2 separate regions of the Homo sapiens genome follow, and region 1 is linked to region 2. A link is an interaction called in ENCODE POLR2A ChIA-PET data of the cell type or tissue named here. Cell type or tissue: CD4-positive, alpha-beta T cell. All regions are shown on one strand.

Evidence for each region. ChIA-PET counts read pairs that join two places held together with the same protein. Peaks named below come from ENCODE experiments on the same cell type or tissue, not always from the same donor. Only the 100,000 strongest peaks of a DNase experiment are listed, where the experiment ranks them.
Region 1: POLR2A ChIA-PET joins it to region 2 with 10 read pairs; 3 of 35 experiments call an interaction of 5 or more read pairs at or near these places.

What each region holds. Positions count from the first base shown.
Region 1 is chrY:14,253,636-14,261,635 of GRCh38, reverse strand. No RefSeq gene overlaps it. Among named protein-coding and RNA genes, the nearest start is that of VCY1B, 200 kb to the right of the region's middle. In CD4-positive, alpha-beta T cell, no CTCF peak of the experiment used is centred here; a DNase peak (open chromatin) is centred at 4,945.
Region 2 is chrY:14,336,223-14,344,222 of GRCh38, reverse strand. No RefSeq gene overlaps it. Among named protein-coding and RNA genes, the nearest start is that of NLGN4Y, 180 kb to the left of the region's middle. RefSeq lists an enhancer at 2,534-3,733. In CD4-positive, alpha-beta T cell, no CTCF peak of the experiment used is centred here; a DNase peak (open chromatin) is centred at 3,262; H3K4me3 peaks cover 724 bases; H3K27ac peaks cover 2,112 bases.

The DNA.
Region 1 (8,000 bases), 83 kb after region 2:
CCTTCTGTCTCATTGAAATTTATTTCCTTTGACCAAGTCTAAGTAACCTGACATTAGTCTTATTAAAATTTCACTCATATAGATACCAAATCTAAAATTTTAGGGTAATTGGTGCAATGTGAGTACATCGTTAAAAAGAAATAAAATACTGAAATGCAGATGAACCTACCCTATACCATGGGTGTCCCTCAAACGTATTGCACTGCGTGAAAAAGCCAGACCAGACAAAAACACAACTGCAAATTGCATAAATCCTTTTTTCTTTTTTCTTTTTATTTTTAAGGCAGAGTCTCAATGTGTCACCCAGGCTGGAGTTCATAAATCCTTTTACATTAAAAGTCCAGGATAGGCAAATTTGTAGACACAGAAAGTAGATTAGTGGTTGCCAGGAGCTGGAGGTGGAGGAAGGAATTGACTATGCATAGGCACAAGTGATTTTTTAGGACAATGGGAATTTTCTCCAGTTGAATTTTGGTGGTGGGTGCACAACTCTATAAATTGTTAAAAGTCATTAAACATGTGAGTACTATGCTATATAAATTATACATCAATACAGCTGGTTAAAAAAAGAAAGAAAGAAATTGTTCTTGCCTTGGGAACAATGAGGGTCCTTGTCTTTCAGAGTGATTAATCTACATTTCTACATGTTTATCATCTTTCTCACCAGGAGACTGCAGGTCTTTTGCATGGCTTCCAGACTCCACCTTTTCAACTGAAATTTAGCTGCCCTTCAGAATACAGGATGAATTGCCTCTGAGCCCCACTCCTGTCTGAGCTGTTCATACCTGAGGTTTCAGCCAAGTACAGGGTGAAACTTCTGTTCTCTATGCCCTCTCTCCCTGACCAAGTCGGTTATCCTGCATCTTGGTGTGTAGGAGAAGCAGCATGTACCCAGCCACTGCTGTGTGCCAAACATAGCTACTTTGCAGAGGCCTTTTATTATTCCTAATAAAATCATGGAGAACGCATCTCATAATCCCACTTTTCAGTTGCAGAAAGTGACACGTAGAGAGGGAAGCCATTTTGATTCACGGTCACATAGACAATCAATGGCAGGTCCAGAATATGATCCCAGCCCTCTCCAGTTCCAAGAGCTCTCATGTTGATTGATTTGGTCTGCCCAGGTGGTGGTTCCTTATCCTCAAATGTACTCTGAGTATGTTATAAGTCCATCTTATCAATGATCATCTTAAAGATGCCAGGAGATAGGTGAAACTTGCTTTTGGCAACCACAGAGTGCTCAACTATGGGGCAAAGTTCAATAAATAGCTAGGCACAGTGGCTCATGCCTGTAATCCTAGCATTTGGGGAAGCCAAAAGGGGAGGACTGCTTGAGGACAGGAGTTTAAGACCAGCCTGAGAAACATAGTGATACTTCATCTCTGCAAAAATTTTTAAGGTCAGCCAGGCATGGTAATATGCACATGTGATCCCAGCTACTCAGGAGTTTAAAACAGTAGCATTGCTTGAGCCTGGAAAGTCAAGGCTGCAGTAAGCCATGATCATGTTACTGCACTCAGCCTGGCCAATATAGTTAGACCCTGTCTCAAAAAGAAAAAAAGAAAATAATAGAAAGAAAGTTCAGTAAATACATTGCAATGCCTTCCTCGTTTGAACTCTAATTACATTTTAACTAAAGCCAAGCAAAAATCTTGAAGAATTGTAGTACTAAAATGTCTGTACCTAACATATATCCTCAACATTTCATTTCTAACACACCAATGAAGCCAAATGCACTTTAACTACTACTGTATATATTTTTTCAAAATTCCACCAAAGTCCTTTTCTAAAAATAACATTTTCATTGCTCAAATTTAATGTAAGTCACTCTGAGAGGATAAACAGCATTCTGGTCTTAACAGAGACATGAAGAATCCAGATACAAGAATAGGGACATTGAGGGAGAAAGGCATGCACAATGTTTCTCAAAGCATTTAAAAAATGCTGGAGTGTTTTTCATAACAACTTAAGAGAAGACAATGAGAATGGAATCATATGTAGAAGAAGAACTCATAAGATTGTATTGAATTTCAAGAACGTCGATATTTAGAAGTACAGCAAATAAATTTCTATTTAAATAATCATACAAATTGTGTTATTTATATTAGACCTTCTCAGATAAGGGGATTTTGTATATGGGTACACATACACTTTATGCGGGACAATCAGCAATGTGTGGAGACATTATTTGTTTTCATAACTGGAGAGAAAAAGTGCTACCAGCATTGGGTAGGGACCAGGGACTCTTTCAAATATCCTACAATGCAGAAGGTTGTTCCCCCAACAAAACTATTCAGCCCCAAATGCCAAAAGTGACAAGATTGAAGATATCTGGTTTCTACTGAAGCCATGAAGAACTTCATGTGCTGCTAAAACAAAACCAAAAAAAAAAAAAAATTAGCCTTAGGCATGGTGATGATTTGGATTACATATATTTTTTAGTATCATTTCATATCACTCATTAGAATTCTGAAGACTCCCAGACAGGGCATGGTGGCTTGCACCTGTAATCCCAGCATTTCGGGAGGCTGAGGCAGGTGAATCATTTGAGGTCAGGAGTTCGAGACAAGCCTGTTCAACATGGAGAAACCACTTCTCTACTAAAAATACAAAAATTATCTGGGCATGGTGGTGAACACCTGTAATCCCAGCTATTCAGGAGGCTGAGGCAGGAGAATCACCTGAACCTGGGAGGTGGAAGTTGCAGTGGGCCAAGATCATGCCACCATACTCCAGCCTGGGCAACACAGTGAGATTCTGTCTTATAACAAAACAAACAAAAAAAGAATTCTACAGACTCCCATGTCATCAAACCAGAGCACCATTTCAACTCTTCTTTAAGGAAAATGCTTTTTTTTTTTTTTTTTGTAGAATAACTGCACTACCAAAGTATTGTCCAGCGATATCCCACTGGAAGATTCATAGTTGGAATTTGAACACAGACATTTTATCCATTTTTAACATTGCCCGTCACTGCATGTAGCACAGTGATATGCTGGATCATATAACTATTCAAACCAGCCTTTGCAGAAAAATGTACTCAAGATGAAATGAACAGATTTTTAAAAACTCTGTTACAAGGATGAGATATCTCTCATCAAGCAGCTTCATTTCAGAGTTACATTTGGCTGTGAGGTAGGAATTCATCTCTCTTTAGTATTATTGTTTAGAAACTGCTCAGCTTTGGATGTTTTGGTTTTCAGGCAGTTTCCCAGGCCTGATCATTGAATAAGTAGATTGATTGTGTGTCAAACAGAAGGACCTACAAATAAAGCTGCTCAAAGCTATTCTATTCATTAATTTTGTGCAGTCACAGCAGCAACAATTATATATTGATTTATTAGGAAAATTTGGCATTCCTATAGCTGCATTTCATTCTCAAACAGTCATGAGAGCCACTTACAGTTTACAAACAAAAAGCACTTTTTCTGTAAATGAAGTTCTTCTTATTTATCTATTAATCTTCACACAAAATGATATTTATAAAATCCTTCTGAAGGCTTGCTTTGGGGTTTTGAATGAAAGGAATCCACTGAAGGGAACCATATTTTTTCCTGCATCTCAGGATTTTATGATTCTGTGCAATCCTGGGTTTATTCTGCCTTTGGCCAAAGAAGGAATATGGTCCACATCCTCCATTCATAGGCATTACTTTAGCTTCATGCAGCACTAAAACTCACCACATTGGTGAGACAAGCAAGACTGAAGGTTGTCGTAACACTTGAGTTTGAGGTTTGGAAATCTTGCACCCACCCAAAACTACTCTTTTTTTTTTTTTTTCGGATGGAGTCTTGCTTTGCCACTGAGGCTGGAGTGCAGTGGGGCAATCTTGGCTCACTGCAACCTCTGCCTCCCGAGTTCAACTGATTCTCCTACCTCAGCCTCCCGAGTAGCTAGGATTACAAGTGCACACCACCATGCCAGGCTAATTTTTGTATTTTTAGTAGAGACAGGGTTTCACCATGTTTGCAAGGCTACCCCCAAACTCCTTACCTCAGATGATCTGCTTGCCTCAGCCTCCCAAAGTGCTGGACTTATAGCCATGAGCCACTGAACCCAGCCACTATCTCTTAAGAAGGAATTTGAATGTTAATGTGGTCTTTAATGGAGGATTCGGCAAGTGTGTTTGAGTTGTCATGGACTTTATAAATTAGTGTATTAGTCAGGATTCTCTAGCGGAACATAAATAATGGGATCTATATATGAAGTGGAATTTATAAAGTATTAACTTACCATAATCACAATGTTCCACAATAGGCTGTCTGCAAGCTCAGGAGCAAGAAAGCTAGTTTGAGTCCCAAAGAACTTGGATCCTCATGTTTGAGGGCAGGAAGCATCCAACATGGGAGAAAGAAATAGGCTGGAAACCTAGGCAGGTCTCTCCTTTTTACATTTTTCTGCCTGGTTTATATCCACTGGCAGCTGATTAGACTGTGCCCACCAGATTAAGGGTGGATGTTCCTTCCTCAGCCCACTGACTCAAATGTTAATCTCTTTTGGCAACACCCTCACAGACACACCCAGGATAGATGTATCCTTCAATCCAATCAAATTGACACCCAGTATTAACCATCACAATTAGGGTGGAGCATCTGAACATAAAGATGGAGATGTGTGTCATCTATTAGACATACTAGCTATGATTAAAAAGAGAATCATGTCCCCAAACTCATGGGAAATAAATTGGGGGGGAAGGGTGTTTGTTGCAGATTAGAACGCTGTTTCCTCTTGCCTTTCTTCTTATTCTCTCTTCTCCCTCCATCCTTTGTCCCTGTCCTGCAGGCTGTCTCTTCTTCCTCCACCCTGTCTCTTCCTCCTCCTTTCTCCCATGCGATGCGAATATCCAGGAAAAATTGGAAACTGCTGCTTTGTAAGTTAAGTTCTCTTTGTATAGGATGAGCACCTGCATGTGAACACACTACTTGTTTGCAACCACAGAATGACGCTTCAATTCCTTTCTTCTTTCCCACTTCCTGTGGATGTTTGTGTAACATTTAACCATTAATTATGTAATGTTTGTCAAGTGTTTGAAGCTCCCAGGGAAAAGGCACTAAATTAAAACATTATTATTAGTGTTTTCCACATTAAATTTCCATTGCAAAACACATCAAGAAATGAGGAGCGGCCATCTGTCACACAGCTTAAATGCTTACAATCTACAGGACTGCATTTACCTCAGAGTGGCAGTACTTTGTAAGCCATATACGGAAATAATTTGAAAAAATGAGTTGAACAGCTGCTGTGTCTTGTACTAATTTTAACACCTTGCTGGCAGTTTTTATTTTTAAAAACCTGAAAAGCAAATCACAGTTTGTGTTGCTCACTTCTAATAATAAACATATAAGCATGCATTGTGTTATACCATAAATCATTTCATTGGGAATGAACAAGGGCAGAGACGCATGACTGGCTTTTTAATCTCGGGGTCTCTGTCAAGGTCAGTTCTTGCCCAAGCTACAGCACAGCCTGGAGAATGACCAGGGAGGTGGTTTCCAGGCAGGGTTCAGTGAACAAGGGCATTGTGGCCCTGCCTAGTCTTCACCTGCGTTTTTCGTCAACACTGAGATTACCCTGTTTTTGATCCTGGCTAATCTAATAGGTGTAAAAAGCATCGTGTTTTTTAAAATTTTCTTTAATCTTGCAAATAATTGAATATCTTCTATGTATATTCACGTTAAAGAGAAAATATTCAATGATACTTGTGAAAGCAAAGTAAGGAAGAGTTTATTCAGGATTTTTGAGTTAGGTGTAGTGGCCGTAGCCATGGAAACCAGTGGTTTCCAATTCTTTCTGGAAATTTGCCTTGCCTGGGGGAAAGGAGGAGGAAGAGACAGGGTGGAGAACAGGGAGAAATGAAGGAGGGAGAAGAGAGAAGAAGGTGTAGAAAGACAGTATGGAGTCTTGCAGTCGGGGAGAAAGATTGGGATCAACTCTGAATACAGCATGGGCAAGTGGGAATTTATGGTCAAAGAGCAGGGGGAGGGTCAGCAGAAATTTGGACATTGGTTGGAAAATGGCTAAGAGTTTCAAAATATCAGGGATAATGGAGATTCTGGTTAAACCCATCTAACAGGATTCTAGCTGAAGAAAGGCGAGGGTGACCAGATATCACCTGGAGTGGGTGGAGGATGAGGAACTAACTGAGATATTGAGGTTGACCAGATACTAAGGGTTAGGAGTTCCTGCCAAGCTGACTTAGCAGGGTTCTGTGCTAAAACTGGATTTTACAGGGAAGTACACATGTGGGCCTTGGAGAAGGTTCGGAAGCCTGACTACAGTTTGGACAGACAGAGAATCTTTGTCATTCACCACAGATACTTTAGTTTCCTTAAACTTCCTGTTCATACTTTTGTCCATATTTGACTTGAGTTGCAATATTTTTCTTGTTTATTTGTAAAAGACCTTATTTTAGAGCAAAAAACACCTTAATTACACACATTGTTGTAAGTACTATTTTTCCCGACAAATGTTTATTTACCTTTTGGATTGCTAATGTGATGGTGACAGAGAGAGAGAGAGAGACAGAGAGAGAGAGACAGAGAGACTGAGACTTCACTCTTTGGAAGAAAACAACTTACAAAACATTTTCTTTTTGACTTTTGGGCTTAATATAGTGATTAAATAGCTTTTTCCAAGCCTCTCTCCCCTCCACAAAAAAAGTTATCAAACAATTTCTCATATTTTCATTTTTTAAATACATGTTTACATTACATTCAATTTTATTTTGGTGCAAATTTTAAGAAATGAATACCAGCTGGGTTGTTTTTCCAAATGGCTCTTTAGTTGCCCAAAAACCTGTTTTTGTTTTCAAATTATTCATGTTTCTAAAATATAATACTAACATCAACTGAATTTCCATGTCTATCTGGGCCATTTTGCTGACATTCTTCTCACTGTATGGATCTGTCTCTCAATTACTAGTCCAACACCAAATTATTTAGATATGGTATTTCAAATGCATGTCACTGCTGATTAGAGTATCCTCAGTAGTTGCATTTTCTTCCCTGAATGGCCTGGGATGGAAGCTACTAATTGCAAACCCTGAAACATGTTTTACACATAGGAGAAATTAAGTGCCAATGCCTTCACCAGAAAACCCATCAATATTTTTACAAAGCAAAGCTATTTTTTTTTAACTGAGATGGAATCTCACTCTGTCACCCAGGCTGGAGTGCAATGGCTCAGTCTCAGCTCACTGGAAGCTCCATCTCCTGGGTTCATGCCATTCTCCTGCCACAGCCTCCCAAGTAGCTGGGACTACAGGCACCCGCCACCATGCCCAGATAATTTTTTTTGTATTTTTAGTGGAGACGGGGTTTCACCGTGTTAGCCAGGATGGTCTCGATTAGACCTCATGATCTGCCTGCCTCGGCCTCCCAAAGTGCTGGGATTATAGGCATGAGCCACCGCACCTGGTTGCAAAGCCATTCTTATCACTGAAAAATTTTTGTAGCATTGAAGCTACATAACTCCAAGGGTGAATGGCCTAGAGCTTATATGTTACAAAATATCTTTATGGGTGCCTTATTTAAATGTACAATTGATAGTTTTCTATTAGGATCTTTGAACTTCATGTGTAAATGTGAAGACTAGAAGCCCACCATGACTTTCCTCCTAGATACAGTAGTAGATACAGAGTATGTGATATTGACTCCAAACACAGATATATGAAAAACCATGTGTCAGGACTTCCTTTGGCTGTTACAATATCCTTTGGCTGTGAGTCACAGAAAGCTCTCCCAGGGTAACTTAAATAGACCAGGGGTTTGTGATGGTTAGTTTTAGATATCAACTTGAGTGGATTGAGAGATACCCAGAGAGCTCTTCAAGCATGATTTTAGGGTGTTCTTGTCAGAGATTTTTTGGATGAAATTGGCATTTCAATCAATGGACTGAGTAAGGATCCACCATCATCCAGTGTGGGTAGGCACCATTCAATCACCTATAGGCCTGGGTAGAATAAAAGACAGAGAAAGGCAAATGTAACTACATTATCCTTC
Region 2 (8,000 bases):
AGTCTAAGAATCTTTTGGCTAGGAACCTAAGTTGAGTGGGGTGGCAATCCAAAGACCCTTGCTCATGGTGCCCCCAGCCTTATTCTTATGCAAATGGATATCACTATACTTATACAGGACCTGTCCCTCATAACCTATACCCTAGGCACTGTCTGGGACCTCAAAGGGCATGCCAGTGGCTGATAGAAGGTCTATGACATTTTTCCTTTTTTTGCCCTAAACTTACCTCAGATTGTAGAGTCTACTTTAATTACCAGCTTTCCTGTCTGGGATCAGTGATTAGAATTGTAGAACTTCTCCACCTCCATACTCAGGTCTCCCCAAATCTCTCTCTCCCGCTAGTAAGGTCTCTCCCTTTGGCCCAAAAGCAACCAGACAAAGAGATAGTCAAGGAACCGTAAGGTGCCAATGGCCCTCGATTGTGCCCCTCCAAGCCATGGGAGGAGGAGGAGACTTTGGCCTGGCATGAATACATGTACCCTTTTCCCTCTCAGACTTAAAACAGATCAAACTGGACATAGGAAAATTATCAGATAATCCTGATGGATATATAGACCTCTTAAAGGGATTAGGACAATCTTTTGATTTAGCATGGAGAGATATTATATTGTTGATAGGTCAAACATTAACTCCCAACTAAAGTGGCCCTGGAGTTTGGGGATCTCTGGTAGCTAAGCCAGGTAAATGATAAAATGACATCAGAAGAAAGGAAACAGTTCTCCACAGGGGCCAACAGGCGGTTCCCAGTGTGGATCCCCATTGGGACCTCAATTCGGAGCATGGAGGCTGGAGTCACAGGCATTTACGGTCTTGTATACTAGAGGGATTAAGAAAGACCAGAAAAAAGCCAATGAATTACTAATTGATGTCCACCATAATGCAGGGAAAGGAAGAAAACCCTATGGCATTTTTAGAGAGGCTAAGGGAGACATTAAGAAACTATACCTCCTTGTCACCTGACTCTATTGAAGGCCAACTAATTTTAAAGGATAAGTTCAGTCATTCAGTCAGCTGCAGACATTAGAATAAAACTTCAAAACCTGCCCTGGGCCCCAAGCAAAATTTAGAAACTCTATTGAATTTGGCCACTTCGGTGTTTTATAATAGGAACCAAGAGGAGCAGGCTGAACCAGGCTGAATGAGACAGACTAGACAAGAAAAAGGCCGCCATCTTAATCATGGCTCTCAGGCAGACAAACTTTGGTGGCTCTAAAAGAAAGAAAGGCTGGGCAGGCAACCCACCTAACAGGGCTGGTTGTCAGTGTGGCTTACAGGGGCACTTCAATAAGGACTGCCCAAACCAAAATAAGCCACCCCTCATCTATGTCCCTTGTGCCAGGGGGATCACTGGAAGGCACACTGCCCCTGAGGGCAAAGGTCCTCTGGGCCAGAGGCCACTAACCAGATGGTCTAACACAGGACTAAGGGTGCCTGCCAGCCCATGCCATCACCTGCACAGAGCCCCAGGTAAGCTTAACCATTGATGTCCAGGAAAATAACTTCCCCCTGGACACTGGTGTGGCCTTCTCAGTTTTACTCTTCTGTCCTGGACAACTACTGTCCAGGTATGTCACCATCAAAATGTTCCTAGGACAGCCAGTCACTAGGCATTTCTCCCACTCCCTAAGTTGTGACTGGGGAACCTTATTTTTCTCTCATGCATTTCTTATTATTCCTGAGAGCCCTACTCCTTTACTAGGGAGAGACCACTATATAGTTATATACTGCTAAAGCAGGGAGCATTATATATTGAATATAGGAGAAGGAATACCTGTTTGCTGCCCTCTACTCGAGGAGGGAGTTAATCCTGAAGTGTGAGCAGAGAAAGGACAATACAGATGAGCAAAAAACACTTATCCAGTTCAAGTTAAATTAAAGGATCCTACCTCCTTTCCTTATCGAAGGCTGTACTCCCTCAGACCAGAAGCCCAATACGGGTTACAAAAGATCGTCAAAGACCTAAAAGCACAAGGATTAGTCAGTCACTACCACTTGCTAAATTTATTTAATGTCACCATTGCTGAAATTCACAAGGCCTCCAGCCAAAATCCAACTGACTGCTGGATGTTCCTCCCCTTATGCTTTAAACTATTTGTCCCAGTTCCTGCTCCCAAACATTGGAAAGCCATGAACTGAGAACAAACACCACAGCCCTGGTGGGCCCTTTAGTCTCAAGTCTAGAAATAACACATACATCAAATCTCACCTGTGTAAAATTTAGCACAACCATTAATGCAGCCATCTTCCAGTGCAAAACATGGATTACCCTACCTCCACGACTCTCTTGCTTACCATCAGGGATCTTTTTTGTTTGTGGCTTCTCAGCTTACCACTGCTTAAATAGTTCCTCCAAAAGTCTATGCTTTCTCTCCTTTTTGGTGCCCCCCTATGACTGTCTATATGGATCAGGAATTACAGGATTTTCTTTTACCCAAACCCCGTTACAAATGGGCAGTAGTCTTGCCATTTATTATTGAGGCTGGGATAAAAGGAGGACTAGGAACTGGCATTGGTGGCATTACCACCACCACTCAATTCTAGTACAAATTATCACAGGAGTTAAATGATGACATGGAATGAGTTGCAGACTCACTGGTCACCTTATAAAGCCAGCCTAACCCTTTAGCAACAGTAGCCCTTCAAAATTGGAGGGCCTTAGATTTATTAATAGCCAAAAGAGGTGGAACCTGTGTTTTTCTAGGAGAAGAGTGCTGCTATGTCATTAATCAATCTAGACTTGTCACCAAGAAGTTTAGGGAGCTTTGAGACCAGATACACTGCCAGGCACAAGAGCTTCAAGACACAGGTCTTGGAGTATTGTCAACCAATAGATGCCCTGGTTTCTGCCCTTCTTGGGACCCTTGGTGGCTATTGTGATGTTGCCTATCTGTGGAGCCTGCATTTTTAACCTCCTTGTAAAATTTATCCTTTCAGAATAGAATCCATGAAACTGCGAATGGTTCTACAGATGGAGCCCCAAATGACCACCACTAGCACCTGCTATCGAGGACCCCTAGACTGAACCGCCAACCTGTTACTTCACCATGACACTGAAGACTCCCCTCCTGAGGAAAACTCAACTGCAGAGCCACTTCTATGCCCCAGTTCAGCAGTAAGTAGCTAGAACAGTTGTTGCCCAACTTCCCAACAGCACTTGGGCTTTCTTGTTGAGATGGAGAACTGAGAGACTAAGTGGCTAAGTTGTCTGGACTTCCTGGGTCAATAGGGACTTCCCCAAGGGCTTTCCCCTAAGCCAAAATGAGTCATAGCTGCAAGCTAAGGGATTGAAACTCTAACCAATTAAAGGGGACTTTCCTCTAAGCCACAATGAGTCATAGCTGCAAACTAACAGATTGAAACTTCAATCAATCATATAGGGAGTTTAAGCTGCAGCTGTAGCCTAGTGCTTTTAACCAATCAGGCCTGCCAACCTACAAGTGATAGAAAATAAGCTAATCCTACAGGACGGAAAAAGGAAAACGGGAAGATTCTTAAGGGGATACAAGCATAAGGCATCCAAGCCAGAAACAGCAACCCTTCTGGGCCCCCTTCCACTGCCTGGAAGCTTTACTTTTGCTTTTGTTTTACTTTCACTTTCGCTTTAATAAATCTTGCCACTGCACACTCTTCAGGTCCCTGCCTTTCTGTAATCAAGCTATAACACTCGCAGCTGTGATCCACAGCTTTGTTCCTTGAAGCCCGTGAGACCGTGAACCCTTCTATCCAGGAAAGACCTTCCATCAAGAGAAGACTTCTTGTCTCATTTCGATGTTATATATAAAGGCTTGAGCACTCTCAAGTTTTGAAACATGTGGGGGGGTCCAGAAATCAATCACCTCTGGATACTGAGGAACAACTACTGTCAATAAAACCAGGGTATGCTTAAGAAAAGATTGATTATCTAGTGCTACAATAATGCAGCACAGCAAACACCCTTTACCTTACCATGATGGCTTGAAATAAAATGCAGTTGTCTAACTTATGAGATGGATTATGGGTTGCACATTTAGGTTGTGTTCAGCCAAATGGTATTTTGGTTCCCTGTTGACTTCACTCCTATGGTTATCATCTGAGATAACTGCACCATAGGTCTCTTATCTTCCAGCAAGCTAGCTCAGGCATGAGCTAAAGATGGGGGCCAACTGCAGGAGCACAAGAAAAAGCACAAGAACTTTCAAAATCTCTGCCACTGTTGACACCCATTGTAACATTGCTAAACCAAGTAATGAGATGAACTCAAAATTTAGGGATCAACTATCCCCTACTTTCTGGTGAGAAAAGCTGTAATGTGGTCACATTGTGAAGGCCTGGTTTCATGACAGGCTGAGAAATCAGGGCACTAATGCTATCTCCCTTCCTCCAGGAACATCTGGATTTCATATCAAATCATCATTAGCAAAAGCAGGTCTGTGACAGCTATTCACACACTACAAGCTTTGTTTGGAGTAGATGCTTTTTGCTGTTTAATTCAACATAAGTGCATGCTACTCGAGGTGCAGTTCACATCTAATTCATCCTGGCAATTCCCTAGGGAGGCCATGATGTGCAAAACTGGAACTGTCCAAACACTATGCAGTTATTCTTTCATATTTAAAATGATCAACGCGTAACCCACACACAATATTGTCTGAGCAAAAATAGTATTTTCTTGTGCTAAGTCACAGAAATAAAAAGTCTAACCGGATAATTGCTTACACCACTGAATATTTAACATTTCATGAAATAAATCTTGATAAAAAGTTTTTAAGTGTATATATAAAGTCAAGAATGACTTTCTATCTTAACACATGTGTAAATCAGGATTCTTTCAATTGTAGAACACCAACACCATCATCATTAGACTAACTCTATTAAAGGTATTCATGGACAAACTGTGCAATATTAAATTTGCAAACTCCAACAAAAGCACTATGGGAATAAAGGATATGTTGAAAAAAAAGTGCAAGTGGTATAGCAATCATACAATATGTTTAGGTCTTCTAAGCTTGGTTCCCTTATCAAAATATTTCCCCAGAAATAATCACCCATTTGACACTAGACTGGCTTTCTATAACTCCAGCTTTCTCTAACTATTTTTAAGCATCTTTCTCTGTTGCCCAGGCTGGATTCCAGTGGTTGTATCACAGCTTACTACATCACTTCAGACTCCCAAAGTGCTGAGATTATAAACATGAGCTATCTATCATGCCCAGCCAAAATCAGATATAAAAAAATAACTTCTGCATGTTCTTTAATATAGCTGCTATATACACTTTTTATGAGACAAATCCCCCTAAAAAACTGGCTCTAGGAGACAATCTGTTTGTCCACTTGTTTGCTTTTATCATATATAAAAAAACATAATTTTGTGCTTTTTTTCTCTAAAAAGGACAAGGTAAATATTGACACATAATTGCATTTTCTTCATTACCCAAGTTTGTTTTTCATATATTATCTTTTATCAGCCTTTGCACTGATATATTTTGTAATTAAGTCTTCAGTTAATGTTTAGTAGGGGGATGTCAACTAAGTTATCTGTTGCTACCCCTGAGTCTAAGAATCTTTTGGCTAGGAACCTATACACTATACATAAAAATATAGTGGCTGATATGGTTTGACTGCGTTCCCACCCAAATCTCATTTTGAATTTAATTCCCATAATCCCCACCTGTCATGGGAGGGCCCATGTGGGAGATAATGGAATCACTGGGGCAGTTTCCCCATGCTATTTTCATAATAGTGAGTAAGTTCTCAAGAAATCTGATGGCTTTATAAGGGACTTCCCCCTTGGCTTGGCTCCTATTCTCCTTGTTGCTGCCATGTAAAGTAGGATGTGTTTGCTTCCCCTTCCACCATGATTGTAAGTTTCCTGAGGCCTCCTCAGCCATGCCGAACTACAAGTCAACCAAACCTCTTTCCTTTATTAATTACCAAGCCTTGGGTATGTTTTTATTAGCAATGTGAGAATGAACTAATACAGTGGCTTACACAAGAGTTGATTATTTAACACATGATACTTCAGTTTGCTAATTTGGGCAGAGCTCAGCTAGGATTGCTCATCTCTATTGCTTGTGGTATCTCTTGGCTCAGTAATGTGGATGGGGACTAACCTAGGAGAGATGGAACAGCTAAGATGGCTGCACCTCCGCTCCATATGGTCTCAATTTCTCCAGGAGGCCAGCTTAGCCATGTTCAGATATCAGTGTTTAAGCAGAGGAAGTGGAAGCTCCAGAGCTTCTTGAAGTCCAGACTCGGCACTTTAACATAATCAAATGTGGAGGGAAGCCCCAGTTTATAGGGCAAGAAAATAGGCTTTCCTTCTTAGAGAAAGAAACTAAAAAGAATCTGTGACCACCTTAATCTTCCACAGCTACAGATTAGGTATACTCATCACTGGATGAAAACCTTGGCACACACAAAAAATGGCATTGATTGTTTTAATGGAAAGCTCAATTTCCACTTAGGGAAATAAAAATCCAAATTTAGTCAGTGGCAACTCAAATATAAATGAAAATAATTCATGTATATTTTAAATGGATACAAGATGCATCAATTCAGGAAACATCAGAGATTTCATAGTGCAAATGAATTATACAGTGAAACAACTTAATTGCAATGTATTGACACATCTTATCCTTTCAAAATGCTTCAAAGAATGAATTGAATTATAGCCTTCCTGTAATTTTAAATGAGTTGATAACTTGTTTTCCCTTATATACTTTATATTTTGATTTAAAGCTAGACAGTTTTTAAAATAAATATGGAGATACGTGTGTATATGTGTGCTTGTATCCCCAAGTCATTTATAAAATAGAGCATAGCAGTACATAAGAAAACATCTAAAATTAAACAAATAACTATCTAATAACCATCTTTCTTTTTTCAGCAGCTATCTGCATAGAGAAAAAATAGCCAAGTCTAGATATGAATAGAACAAAATTTAAAATAAACAATTTTAGTCATCAGAATTTAAGGAGACAAGTGTATAGACAGTTTCTCATTAAGTATTCATTTCTGAAATTTTTTGAATTTCCCTGGAGGATAAATAGTAATTTGTCTCCCTCCATAATTTCAGATTTTCACAGTCATCTAAAAGATAAATAATATAGTTATGACAAAGGCAAAGTTTGAAAGCTGATATTTCTATCCCTCTCTTTTCATTATAATTCCCATTCTATTCTCTTCCGGAGATAATGGCAACTTTCAGTTGAAGCAATACCTATTCCTAGCAAAAGAAGGGCATCAGAATTTGAGCTCTTTGACAGCAGCACAAACAAAAACGTCATTCTCAAACAGCCTTGATAGAAGATGAAGTTCAGCAGTGAGCATGCAGTGCAAGAATGTGGATCTCTCTGTTATACCCCAAAGACTGGAAGAGAATCTTCTGCAAGCTAATTATAGGGCCACGGCCAGGAAGCAATCTGTGTAATCTCCCTATGATTCCCTACCTCTCTTTCTGAGCTGACACACCTAAGAATAGTTATTATGAAGTAAACCTCCTCTGTCCTTCTGGGGTGATGGGTTGTTTTGCCATGAACTCAGGGCTGCCATTTCCTTCATAAAAATCCCATTCATTGTGACAGCAGAGTTAGGATGCAATCCCAGGATGATTTTCCGGAGGATTTCAAGGGATGCACTCATAGCACACTTTCTTCCATGTGACTGATATAGAAAAATATTTAGTGGGTAACTTCTCATCAAGGAGTGAGGGGACCCTGTTAAGCAAAAACTCTCAAACCATGTTTTCCTTCTGCTTTCAAACCACAGCAAACAACAGAGAAGACTTCTCAAACAAAATGTAGAGTTCTCCCCATGCAAACTATCTTAGCCTGTTCTCACACTGCTAATAAAGACATACCTAAGACTGAGTAATTTATAAAAGCTTAACGGACCCACAGTCCCACGTGGCTGGGAAGGCCTCACAATTATGGCAGAGGACAAAGGAGGAGAAAGGCACATCTTACATGGAGGCAGGAAAAAGGGAGTGTGCAGGGGAACTTCCCTTTATAAAACTACCACAT